Regions from separate parts of the Mus musculus genome. Here all the other regions are linked to region 1. Evidence: chromatin contacts called from ENCODE POLR2A ChIA-PET data. All regions are on one chromosome and are shown on one strand. Each heading gives the region's core, a stretch centred on a gene start or an enhancer-like site at or near the end of the contact. The rest is flanking DNA. Distances are from core to core; before and after follow the strand shown.

The links. ChIA-PET counts read pairs that join two places held with the same protein, here RNA polymerase II (POLR2A).
Region 2: POLR2A ChIA-PET joins it to region 1 with 10 read pairs in Patski. The contact joins the promoter of Foxj1 here to the promoter of H3f3b in region 1. POLR2A ChIA-PET finds 5 or more read pairs at or near these places in 2 of 5 experiments (Patski and embryonic stem cell).
Region 3: POLR2A ChIA-PET joins it to region 1 with 16 read pairs in embryonic stem cell. The contact joins the promoter of Grb2 here to the promoter of H3f3b in region 1. POLR2A ChIA-PET finds 5 or more read pairs at or near these places in 3 of 5 experiments (Patski and embryonic stem cell).

What each region holds. Positions count from the first base shown.
Region 1 is chr11:116,022,874-116,026,523 of GRCm38, reverse strand. It overlaps H3f3b (H3.3 histone B), which reads left to right and starts at 2,020. Exons shown (of 4, transcript NM_008211.3): 1 at 2,020-2,145; 2 at 2,505-2,642; 3 at 2,746-2,899; 4 at 2,989-3,650. The coding sequence starts at 2,515. The coding sequence ends at 3,117.
Region 2 is chr11:116,333,594-116,337,243 of GRCm38, reverse strand. It overlaps Foxj1 (forkhead box J1), which reads left to right and starts at 1,890. Exons shown (of 3, transcript NM_008240.3): 1 at 1,890-2,026; 2 at 2,536-3,202. The coding sequence starts at 2,705. Rnf157 (ring finger protein 157) reads left to right here. Exons shown (of 19, transcript NM_027258.1): 19 at 1-899.
Region 3 is chr11:115,706,902-115,710,551 of GRCm38, reverse strand. Grb2 (growth factor receptor bound protein 2) reads left to right here and starts at 1,955. Exons shown (of 6, transcript NM_008163.4): 1 at 1,955-2,158.

The DNA.
Region 1 (3,650 bases), core at 771-3,270:
AAAGACTGGGATTTTACAGGGTTTCTCTATGTAACCCTGGATGTCCTGGAACTTGTTCTGTAGACTAAGCTGGCCTCAAACTCAAACTTGCAACCGCAATCCCTGTCCCCAAAAGTGGTATTTTTATAATGCTGGAGACATAGCTCAGCAATTAAGAGCACTTGTTGCTTTAGCAGAGGACCTGGATTCAATTTTCAGCATCCACATGGTGGCTCACAACCAACCGTAAATCCAGTACCCTATTCTAACTCCCACGGGCACCAACCAGGCAAAACATTCAGACATCTTTCTAAAATCTGTCAGGTTTTTGACATAAGTAATAATTACCAAATATTACACAAGGACACCCATTTTTTATATTATCTTCTCCTTATGGACATGACACCCTCTTGAGGTTGTTACTCTTCCGGTGTATTTATTTCATGCAGTCGAATTAAATAGTTCAAGAAATATACAAGCAGGTAATTACTACTTCTTTGGTTGGTTTTTTTTTTTTTTTTTTTTTTTTTAAAGATTTATTTATTTATTATATGTAAGTACACTGTAGCTGTCTTCAGACACTCCAGAAGAGGGAGTCAGATCTCGTTAGGATGGTTTTGAGCCACCATGTGGTTGCTGGGATTTGAACTCCAGACCTTTGGAAGAGCCGTCGGGTGCTCTTACCCACTGAGCCATCTCACCAGCCCCCTTTGGTTGGTTTTTAAGACAGAGACTCACTAAGTAGCTCTGGCTATTCTGTAATTTCTATGTAGACCAGGTTGGCCTCAAAGCCACCTGCCTCTGTCTCCAGGTTGCTGGGATTAAAGAAATGTGTGTGCCAGCATGCCTGACAACTTCTTATTAACTCTAAGTACATTGAAATAAAATATTTTGTGATGGCCTGAATTAAACATGCAAAAATAGGTATTTGTTGTTTTGTTTTGAGACACGGTCTCCCTGGGTAGCTTTTGCTGGTGTGGTCCTGCCTTTAAACTCACATGGCTTTGCCTGCCTCCAGAGCGCTAGGATGCAAGGAACAGTCCCCTTTTGTTGTTTTTTGTTTTCTTGAAACTGTTTTATATATCCTAGACTGGCCTTGACTTAAGTAGCTGTGAATGACCTTGAATTTTGGATCCTGATTCCATCTCTGATATTACCTTCATGCACCTGGAGCTTGGTTTATGTAGTCCTGGAGAAAAAACAAACAAACCAGGATTTATAAAAGACAAGATCTCTGTAGGTAGGTCTGCTTGGCCTGGAACCCCCCACCCCCTGTGGATCAGGCTGGCCTCATGTTCACAGAAATCTGCTTGCCTTTGAGCTTCCTAAAAGCTGAGATTAAAGGCCTGCAGCACCACCCAACTCGGAAATAATTTTTTTGAATTTTGATTCTTTGTGTCTATTACCCTTCCCCATCAAACAATTGCTTTATGCTTTAGAATGTGTATGCATTTACAGTGCACAAAACACTATATGCTGTAAGATGACTGACTGGATTACATTTCTCATACTATATTAAACGATGAAAATTACAGAAAGTAAATTATTCAGGGAATAATTTCATCCTACATTAAAATAATAGTAATAATTACTATTATTATATTTACGCAAAATCTCTCTAAAATGGTCTCTTGATGCAAAAAAGTCGTAGACTCTTGCCGACCCAACTTTCTTAAATTCCAGGAGACTAGTGCAATTCATTTGCATTGACTTTCTATTGTAGAGCTTTGGAACCAAGAGAAGGATCCAAACATAGCTCCATTTTATCCAATCAGAAGAGCTCCCTAGTGCTAAACTCTGATTCGTCTGTTCCTCTTTGCATCCAGCCAATCCTGAAGCAATTGTAACAGCCAATCAGTGGCCTGAACACCGGCCAATCAGGAAACGGCCCCGAAGTACGGCCTTTGTGTCGGGAGATGTCAGCGCGTCGGCGAAAGCTCCCGCCAATCGAAAAAGTCGTTGGTGTATGCAAATCAGGGTTCTGTGACGCACTGACGCAGCGTGCAGCGTCTCTATAAATATGGAGGCGTCGGGGGGCTTGGAGCGCAGAGCGGTTTGGTCGTTCGTTGGTGGAGTATCTGCCCGTTCTGCTCGCCGATTGCGGCTCTTGTTCGAGCGCTTCCAGCGTCGCCTCGGTCTCAGCAAGGGCCCCAGACTCGGCTTTGGGTGAGTTCGCGGCTCTGCCGGCGGCCGGAGCCTCCCTGGCTTTTAGGACCGCGGTCGCTGGCAGCCGACGGTCTGGTCGGTGAGGCAGCCCGGGAGGTCGAGTTCGGTCGCGTTCCGCCACCTCCGTCCTGTCTGCTTCCCGGTGGTGACTCACAGGTCCCGCCGCGGTGTTTCCGGCCGCCCGTGGAGCGGGAAGTTGCTCCTCCCCGCGCTCCCCCTCCCGGGGGAGGCCGCAGCCCGGCGCAGCCTGAGTCATTAGGGGAGGGGGAGGAGGCGGCGGCCGCCATCTGCTGCGGCGAGGAGGGGCGCCTGGCAGCCGGAGCCCGGTGACCTGGCCTTGAACGTCGCTTGTCTCGCAGGTGAAAAAAAATGGCCCGAACCAAGCAGACCGCTAGGAAGTCCACCGGTGGGAAAGCCCCCCGCAAACAGCTGGCCACCAAGGCGGCTCGGAAAAGCGCGCCCTCTACCGGCGGGGTGAAGAAGCCTCACCGCTACAGGTAGGCAGAGGGCTGGGAACAATGACTTGGCCGCCGGCTTGCGGGCGGGCGCTCTCTCCCTTCTCCCTGACCGTTGACGCCTTCCTTCTTCTGGTGACTGCAGGCCAGGGACCGTGGCTCTGAGAGAGATCCGTCGTTACCAGAAATCGACTGAGCTGCTCATCCGGAAGCTGCCATTCCAGAGATTGGTGAGGGAGATCGCCCAGGATTTCAAAACCGACTTGAGGTTTCAAAGTGCAGCCATCGGTGCCCTTCAGGTAAAGGGACAAAAGGCTTGGTGGCACTCGGGGCGGCGGCTTGATTGCTCCAGTAGGAGTGTTAATGCTGTTGCTCTTGTCCTCAACAGGAGGCTAGCGAAGCATACCTGGTGGGGTTGTTTGAAGATACCAATCTGTGTGCCATCCACGCCAAGAGAGTCACCATCATGCCCAAAGACATCCAGTTGGCTCGCCGGATACGGGGGGAGAGAGCTTAAGTTGAAGCGGTTTTTATGGCATTTTGTAGTAAATTCTGTAAAATACTTTGGTTTAATTTGTGACTTTTTTTGTAAGAAATTGTTTATAATATGTTGCATTTGTACTTAAGTCATTCCATCTTTCACTCAGGATGAATGGGAAGAGTGACTGACTGTTCACAGACCTCAGTGATGTGAGCACTGTGGCTCAGGAGTGACAAGTTGCTAATACGCAGAAGGGATGGGTGATACTTCTTGCTTTTCATGATGCATGTTTCTGTATGTTAATGACTTGTTGGGTAGCTATTAAGGTACTAGAATTGATAAATGTGTACAGGGTCCTTTTGCAATAAAACTGGTTATGACTTGATCCAAGTGTTTAACCATACATCACTGTGATAGAATGTGGGCTTTTTCAAAGGTTGAAGATACAAGTTTTAGCCACAGTGTAACAGTTTCCTTTAAAAAAAAAAAAGTAAACCTGGCAGCTATAGAATACACTATGTGCATTTATAATAGCTATTTTATATATTGTAGTGTTCAACATTTTTAAA
Region 2 (3,650 bases), core at 641-3,140, 310 kb before region 1:
CCTCAAAAACCAGAACAGAAACAACAGGGAAGTTCCCTGAGCCTGGGACGGCTGCACGGCTGCACGTAGCCCTTCTCCCCTGGCAGGCAGTAGGTAAGCGGTGTTCACAGTGTGGTGTGACCTGGGAGGAGGGGAAGAAGCTGAGATGAAGGAGATTCGGGTAAACAGTAGCCACAGTGGCCAGGAACCCTCGAAAAAGCCATTATAATCAGCCCTTCCGTCTCCCTTCACAAGTGCTCAGCCTGAATTCCATAATCCAGGCACCCAGGTTAGCATACCCTTTGCTCTGCCTTGCTCATTCCGCCCCTCACTCTGCCCTTTTACTTCTTGGCAAGCAGAAATAGCCCATTCACAGGGTGGCCCACTGTCAGCTGCCACACAACCCAGTCCATTTGGGAACCATCCCTTTCTTGGGGCTCAAATGTACAGAGTCAGGCATGTTCTCCTGGTGCCGTTGGCTCCTCATCACACAGTATCTGCACCTTTCCATGCTTGGTACTGCCCAGATCTTGGCCTCCTCAAAGAGCCTTTTTGCTTTACCTAATTTCATCCCACCAGAGTGTCTATCCCCTGTGACATCTGCCAGGCACAGACTCAAACCCTAAGCCATCCATCCCACTGGGGAACTAGTCCTGTCCATCTGGTGTTGGCGTGCTGGCTGCACACTTTGTTTTAGGGCCTGAACACCTGTGTGTATGTGTGTGTGTATGTGTGTGTGTGCGTGCGTGTGCTCTGTATGTGCCATCTGTGTACCCCTCACATTCATGGAGTACACTTATAGGCACATTACAGTGGGGACATCAAGATGCAATATTTATGGATTGCTGCATGATTCTTAAAAGTGAATAAAACTGTTTACAGGGGCAAGGGAGCCATTAATTACAACGTGAATTCGTTTGTGAACGTATTCGTTTCAGTCAGTGGCTCAGGCTCTTTTTAGTATTTCTGCAGACCTGGGTACAAGGCCAGCTCCATTCCTGACTGCCCTACCTGCTTCTGCATCTGCCTTAAACCCGATCACTTCCAATCCTGCAGCTCGTCAATTATTAAAGAACCCCAAAGCTGATGGCAATAGGGAAAGCTAGGGCCCAGAATCCCTTATGCTTAGTAGTTCCCATCACTTAACCAGTTCCTGGCTAAATCAGTAGAACAAATGACCTCTTTGAGAATCTTGCAGGCCCAGGGCTTTTCTGTTTTTTGCCGGCTGGCTCTGCTTCCTAGACTGTCTGAAAGGGCAGCACCTCCGCAGATGCCCCTGGAATGCCAGCTTCCGGGAACTTGAGCAGGGTGAGTGGGCGAGCTGCTTACCGGGAGACGCTGGGTTACCCTACCCGCCTCGGTGTGTCTGCGAGCTGTGTGGCCGTTTCTGCGGATTATAAGCGACAGGTGGCATCAGAGAGTCAAACTTGCCTGTGGGCACCAGAGAAGACACTCGGGGACCAGGGAAAGGCCCCAGAAACCAGACAAAGGCCACTGGCAGCCCGGTGAGGGCAAAGACTTCAAGGGCACGGTTCCCCGAGACTTGGTCTGCAGAATCCGGGGCTGGGTCCCCTCAGCGGTCAAACCCGACGCGTTGGGGGAGGGGTTCCCGGGGCCTCGAGCGGGAGCCGAGCACCCGCCGTGAGACCCAGCGCGGGGCCCTCGGGCGGGAATGCACAGAGTCGGATCTCGGTGGCGGGTAGGGGGCTGGGTGGCGCGGGAGAGGGCGGCAGAACCAGAGAGTTCCAGAGAGTTGCCGCCAGAGGAGCTGCAAGGGCCCGCGGTCTCCTTGGAGACGTACTGGCCAATGACAGCAGCGGAAGCTGTTTATGGGGGCGGGGCGTCGCCATGGCAGCAGAAGAAGCCTTCCGAGCGTCTACTTAATGCCGGTCCCCGGGCCGTCGGCGCTCAGAGAAGCGCCGTCGGGCGAGGGGGGGGGGCGCGAAGAGGGGCGCCAGCACAGCCCTCGAGCTGGGGACAGAGAACCGCGGGAGGTGGGAGGAACTTCTTCCAGAACCTTCCTCTGGCTGGCTGCGCTCTGAGCCAGGTAAGGGACTGGGAGGGCTGTGGACCACGGGATGGGAGGGCGTCGGGACCTGCTGGCTATCCAGTCCATCGGTCGCCCACAGAAGTAGTGGGGCCACGAAAATGAAATCTGAGGAGTTCGGGAGATCGCTTCCTGCTCCTCCATAACTCGGTCCTGTGACCTTCCTTTCCCGAGACCCTTCATCCTAACACCTCTTTTCAAGGATCAGATGACCTACTTTGCCCCAGCCGCGTCGTACTGACCCCCCTGGACTATTGGGATGTGATCTTAGTTTCCCACTCTTTGGGGAAAAGAGTTAGTTTGGGCCTTCCTACCCTCTTCCCTCATTGTGGCCAACAAACCCTTCAAGGGCAGATGGAGAGAGGTGGAGACGCAGGATCAGACCAGGGTCCTGTGTTTCCCTGACCTCGCCACAGGCTGCGGGGATGAATGTGAGGGGCTCCCCCCCTAAGGCGCCTCTTTCCTCTCGGGGTAGGGGAAGAGTGTTCAGTTCCGTGGTGCTCCCGCAGGCCTCACATTCGTGTTCGGAGGAGGCGACCCCCTGGGTCGCAGAATGGAAGTGAGTGTTCTGGAGACTGTGTAACTGGAGTCTGGGTTACCAGCGGGCCAGAGAGCGCGGCGGGCCACTCCGGCTCAGCCTGTGGATGTTGACCGCCCCTTCGGAGAGTCCCCGCAGACATGGCGGAGAGCTGGCTGCGCCTCTGCGGAGCGGGTCCCGGAGAGGAAGCCGGGCCGGAGGGCGGCATGGAGGAGCCGGACGCCCTGGATGACAGCCTGACCAGCCTGCAATGGCTGCAGGAATTCTCCATTCTCAACGCCAAGGCTCCCACTCTTCCCCCAGGAGGCACAGACCCCCACGGCTACCACCAAGTGCCGGGCTTGGTGGCGCCCGGGTCACCGCTGGCGGCAGACCCTGCCTGCCTTGGGCAGCCGCACACACCCGGCAAGCCCACATCGTCGTGCACATCTCGAAGCGCGCCCCCGGGGCTGCAGGCCCCGCCCCCTGACGACGTGGACTATGCCACCAACCCACACGTGAAGCCACCCTACTCCTATGCCACTCTCATCTGCATGGCCATGCAAGCCAGCAAGGCCACCAAGATCACTCTGTCGGCCATCTACAAGTGGATCACGGACAACTTCTGCTACTTCCGCCATGCAGACCCCACCTGGCAGGTAGGGGGAGGAGAGGTGCGGGTGGTGGCCACTCCCTCCTCACGACCTCCTTCTGGCACTTAGCCAGGCTCGCATACCAGATCTGCAAGGCCAAGGAGACACCTGGCTGTGAGGTCAGGCCTCATGAGAGGCCTGACCACTCTGCCAGGTTCTGAAACTGCTCCCTTGTCTGGAGCCAAGGCCCTGGAGGTACAGACGAAGTTGTAGAAGAGGGACCAATAGGGCCCGGTGTAGCCTCATGTGGGATGTAACACTAAGGCACATTCTTGTCCCGTGTCCGAAAATTCCTAGACAATGATCTGCCCGAGGAATTAGTCAGAACTGGACTCTGAAATGGAACCTAGGTGACCTCCCTGCCAACTTCTGCACCCTGCGTCTAGAGAGTAGGGCAGAGATGAGCCCCTCTGGGTACAAAGATCAGTTGTCCAGGTGGAGGGGTCAGGAAGTC
Region 3 (3,650 bases), core at 706-3,205, 320 kb after region 1:
ACTGGAGTTATAGATGATCGTTAGTGCCATGAAGATGCTGGGAATGAAGCCTGGGTCTTTCTCAAGTGCTCTTAACCACTGAGCCATCTCTCCAGTTTTACAGCCTCAAAAGTCTTAATCCTCTTGCCTCAGAACTCCTGGTGAAGGGCTAACAGGTGGTAGGTCACGAGATCTGTCTTCTCACTGTCTGTATCTAAGAATGAAATGAAGGCATTAGCTGTCCTATGGAGTTGCTGTGACTCTGGTATTTGGATGGTATATTGTCATTTCCTACAGATATCTACTTCCCAGGCTTTAAGGTTGCACATCACTTGACACTGAAACCTAAGATGAGCACCCTGGCTTCACCTCTCATTATTCCACCACCAAATGACAGCCCCCCCCCTATTTTTTAGATAGGGTTTCTCTGTGCCATCCTGGCTGTCCTGGAACTCACTCTGTAGACCAGGCTGGCCTTGAACTCAGAAATTCAGAAATCCACCTGCCTTGCCTCCCAAGTGCTGGGATTACAGGCATGCACCACCTCTGCCGGGCAGCTCTCCCTTTTGTAACTGGTCATTCTAATATGTAGGTCCCTGGTACTTAGGGCCAGCGTTCTTCTCTTTGAAACTAAGTAGCTCTATCTAAATCGCAAACTGCTGGAGTCATTGGCTTCATCTTTTGCTCTGAAAGGCATTTTCAATTGCAAATGATGTTCAGTAAACACTTGTCGAAAGAACAATTCACTTGCCTTATTTTAGTGGACTCATTATTGTAGCAGAGGCTTGGGTATTCTTAACTGTATTTTGTTGGCTTCTAGAGAACACATTGACATTGGCTGTGTTCTTGCTCTCCTATAATTGAAAAGAGCTTTTGGAACTGAGAGGTACTTCTCCAAGCTTCATCTACTACTCCCCCAAAACCGGCAGCCCCGCACAGGAACCTATCTATGCACTTTGCATCGCACAGAACACGACTTTCTCACGCCTCCATCCATCTCTCTGTTCTGTGCCATTCCGTTTGTTGGCTAAGCGCTTACCCTGGCTCCTGTGCTGTGGAACTCCTACTCGCCCTCCAGTACTCAGTTCCACATCACCTTCTTTGTTAAGTCTTTTATACAGTGGGCTGAGGAACAGAGCCAGCCTTTCTCTATCTTTTTGGCTTCCTCAGCATTCCCCCAAAGAGCTATGTGTAAGTGTTATAGCTGTGTGTGTATGTGTGTGTGTGTGTGTGTGTGTGTGTGTGTGTGTGTGCGCGCGCGCGCGCGCGCGCATGAGGGTGTGTGCAGGTGAATGCTAGTGCTATCAGAGGCCAGCGGCACTAAGTCTCCTGGAACTGGGGTTACAGACAGTTGTGAGCCATCTGGTGTGGGTGCAGGTCCTCTGGAAGAGCAGCAAGCAGTTTTTGACCTGAGAGGTCTCTCCAGCCAAGACATTACTTGTTTACTCTTCTGCTGCTTCTCTCGATTTAACCTCTTGAAGGCCAGGATCTCTGCTCGTTGTTTCATCTTCTTTACCCAGCACAGTGCTTACTTACACTGGGTATGTGGTTCACTGCGTGAACAGACTAATCAAACAATTCATCGAATACTGCAGGTTGCACGAACCAGATCCCCAAACGTTTCTAGAACTGGTCCTCTATTTGGGTTGAGCCATCCTGAGATCTCTCCCCGCTCCTCGGTGCCTCTTTGCTTTGTTTTGGTAGAAAGGACGTGATTAGAGTGTGGAAAGCGCCGTTCCTCTAGAGCAGAGCTGTAATTCACTTGCTCCGGCACGTAGAGGGTTACAACGGCCCAGGGGCGGAGCCGAGTCCGTGCCACCTGCTGCGGGCCGAGCTGACGCATGCGCGAAGCCCCCCTCTAGGCTACCTGCCGGGCGGAGCGGAGGAGGAGCGCTTGCGCTCTGGGCCTTTTCCGCCGGGGGAAGTCTCGCGGGGGCGGGGCGCGGCGGGGCGGGGCCGCGTGGGGAAGTTCTCGCGGGACCCTGGCGAGGAGCGGAAGCTAGGTTGCTCTGTTGCTTCTGCGATCGGGCGGCGGCGGCGGCGAGAGCGAGCGGGGCTGCGGCCGGGACGGCGGTCGGGGCAGCGGGCGCCGCAGTCAGGGAGCAGCAGCGAGGTTGGCGGCTGCGGGCGGCAGCGCAGGGCGGGCCGGGCCGGGTGACGGAGTGGACGGCGCGTCACGGTGAGTGCAGGGGAGCGGGCGGGAAGTGAGCGGGAGCTCCGTGGTCCCCGCGCCGCGCGGCGGCGAGCGGCTCGGGCCCGGGCTGCTCGGGGCTGCCGGGGAGGGCCGCTCGCGGGCCGGGGAAGGCTGGGACCCGAGCGCAGCGGCTGCGCAGCCGTCTCCTCGTTTCCCCTTTTGGGGCGCTTCCTTCCTGGTGCCGGTCTTCCTCCCGCTGGGGGCAGAGACCCGGCCCGCCGGGGAGGTCTGGTGTGGCGGCCGTCCGGCTGGACGCTGGGGAGCCCGGAGCAGCCGAGAGGCGCAGGCTGCTGCTCTGAGTCAGGCTGACTGAGCCCGGGAGGCGGGGGATTCGGTGCCCGCAGCTAACGTGGTGATTGATGCTCCTTTGACCTGCAAGGCCACCACGTCACCGCCTCTTGGCATCTTGCGGTGGAATTGTGTGCGGGAATCCACCGTGACTTAGAATGATTGTTACCCGGACCCGCCGACGGGTCTTTGTGAGAGTTGGGCGCTTCTCTTTTTAGAAGGACTTGAGGGGGAAAAAATACTTGTTGGGGGGTGGGGGGGAAGCAGCAGCAGCAGCGGATAGGAATGCTGGAAGGAAGGAATTTTGGGGAGAGAGCCCCGTTGGTTCCTGCAACACTCTTAGGTCGTGTGGGTTGGTAAGAAAGGGATTTTAGGCTGTGTTCAAAAGCTATAGCAGTGCAGTTTGCCGGGTAGCCGAAGCGCGTTCAACGTCATCTTTCGGTGCTGTTGACACTCAGAAAGAGGCTAGAGAAACTGGGTTTTGTTGTTGTTGTTTTTTTGTTTTGTTTTTTGTTTTTGACTTCTTCACCTCTCTTTCACTTTTCCGTTTTTGCCTTCTGTCTCCATTCTACGCTACTAGGGACACGAAAAGCATCTGTAGCGCCAGTCATTGGTCCCTCCGCCCCCTTTAAAAAAAAATCTACTTCCCCTTCTTGCTGTTCCTCCGTTATAATTTTCAAGTTTCTGCTGGTTTGGGCACTGTTCATTTTCTCCGTCGTTCTAAGATCCCCTTTTCTTTTGGAGGGAGATACCTTCCCTGTTTGCATTCCTTTTTTAACGTCCACTGTATTCATCAGGCAGCCAGGAGGGCTACTTGGGAGCCAGGGGGGCGGGGGCGGGTGGTGGTGTTGGTGGTAGGGGGCTGTTTAAGTTCTCCCCCTGGGAACTAGGAAACTCAAAGGACTGAATTCATCCCTAAGTAAGTGATAGTGACCAGTTCACAAGTGGATTTTGCCTGTTTGCTTGTGTTACTTGTATTTTGGTGTTTTTTTTTTTTCACAGATCATGGTTTGTTCGTAGTATTTTCCTTCTTGCTCCCTCCTGTTTCCCCTCACTGTTAGTAAGGGAGATTGAGTCAGTTTGGGAGCTGAAAGACTCCTTTTTAAGGTTTTAGTGAGGTTAACTATTGTTAAGTGAGAAATCACCCATGGGAGTTTGTGAAGTAAGATAGCTTGAAATAGAAGAGAAC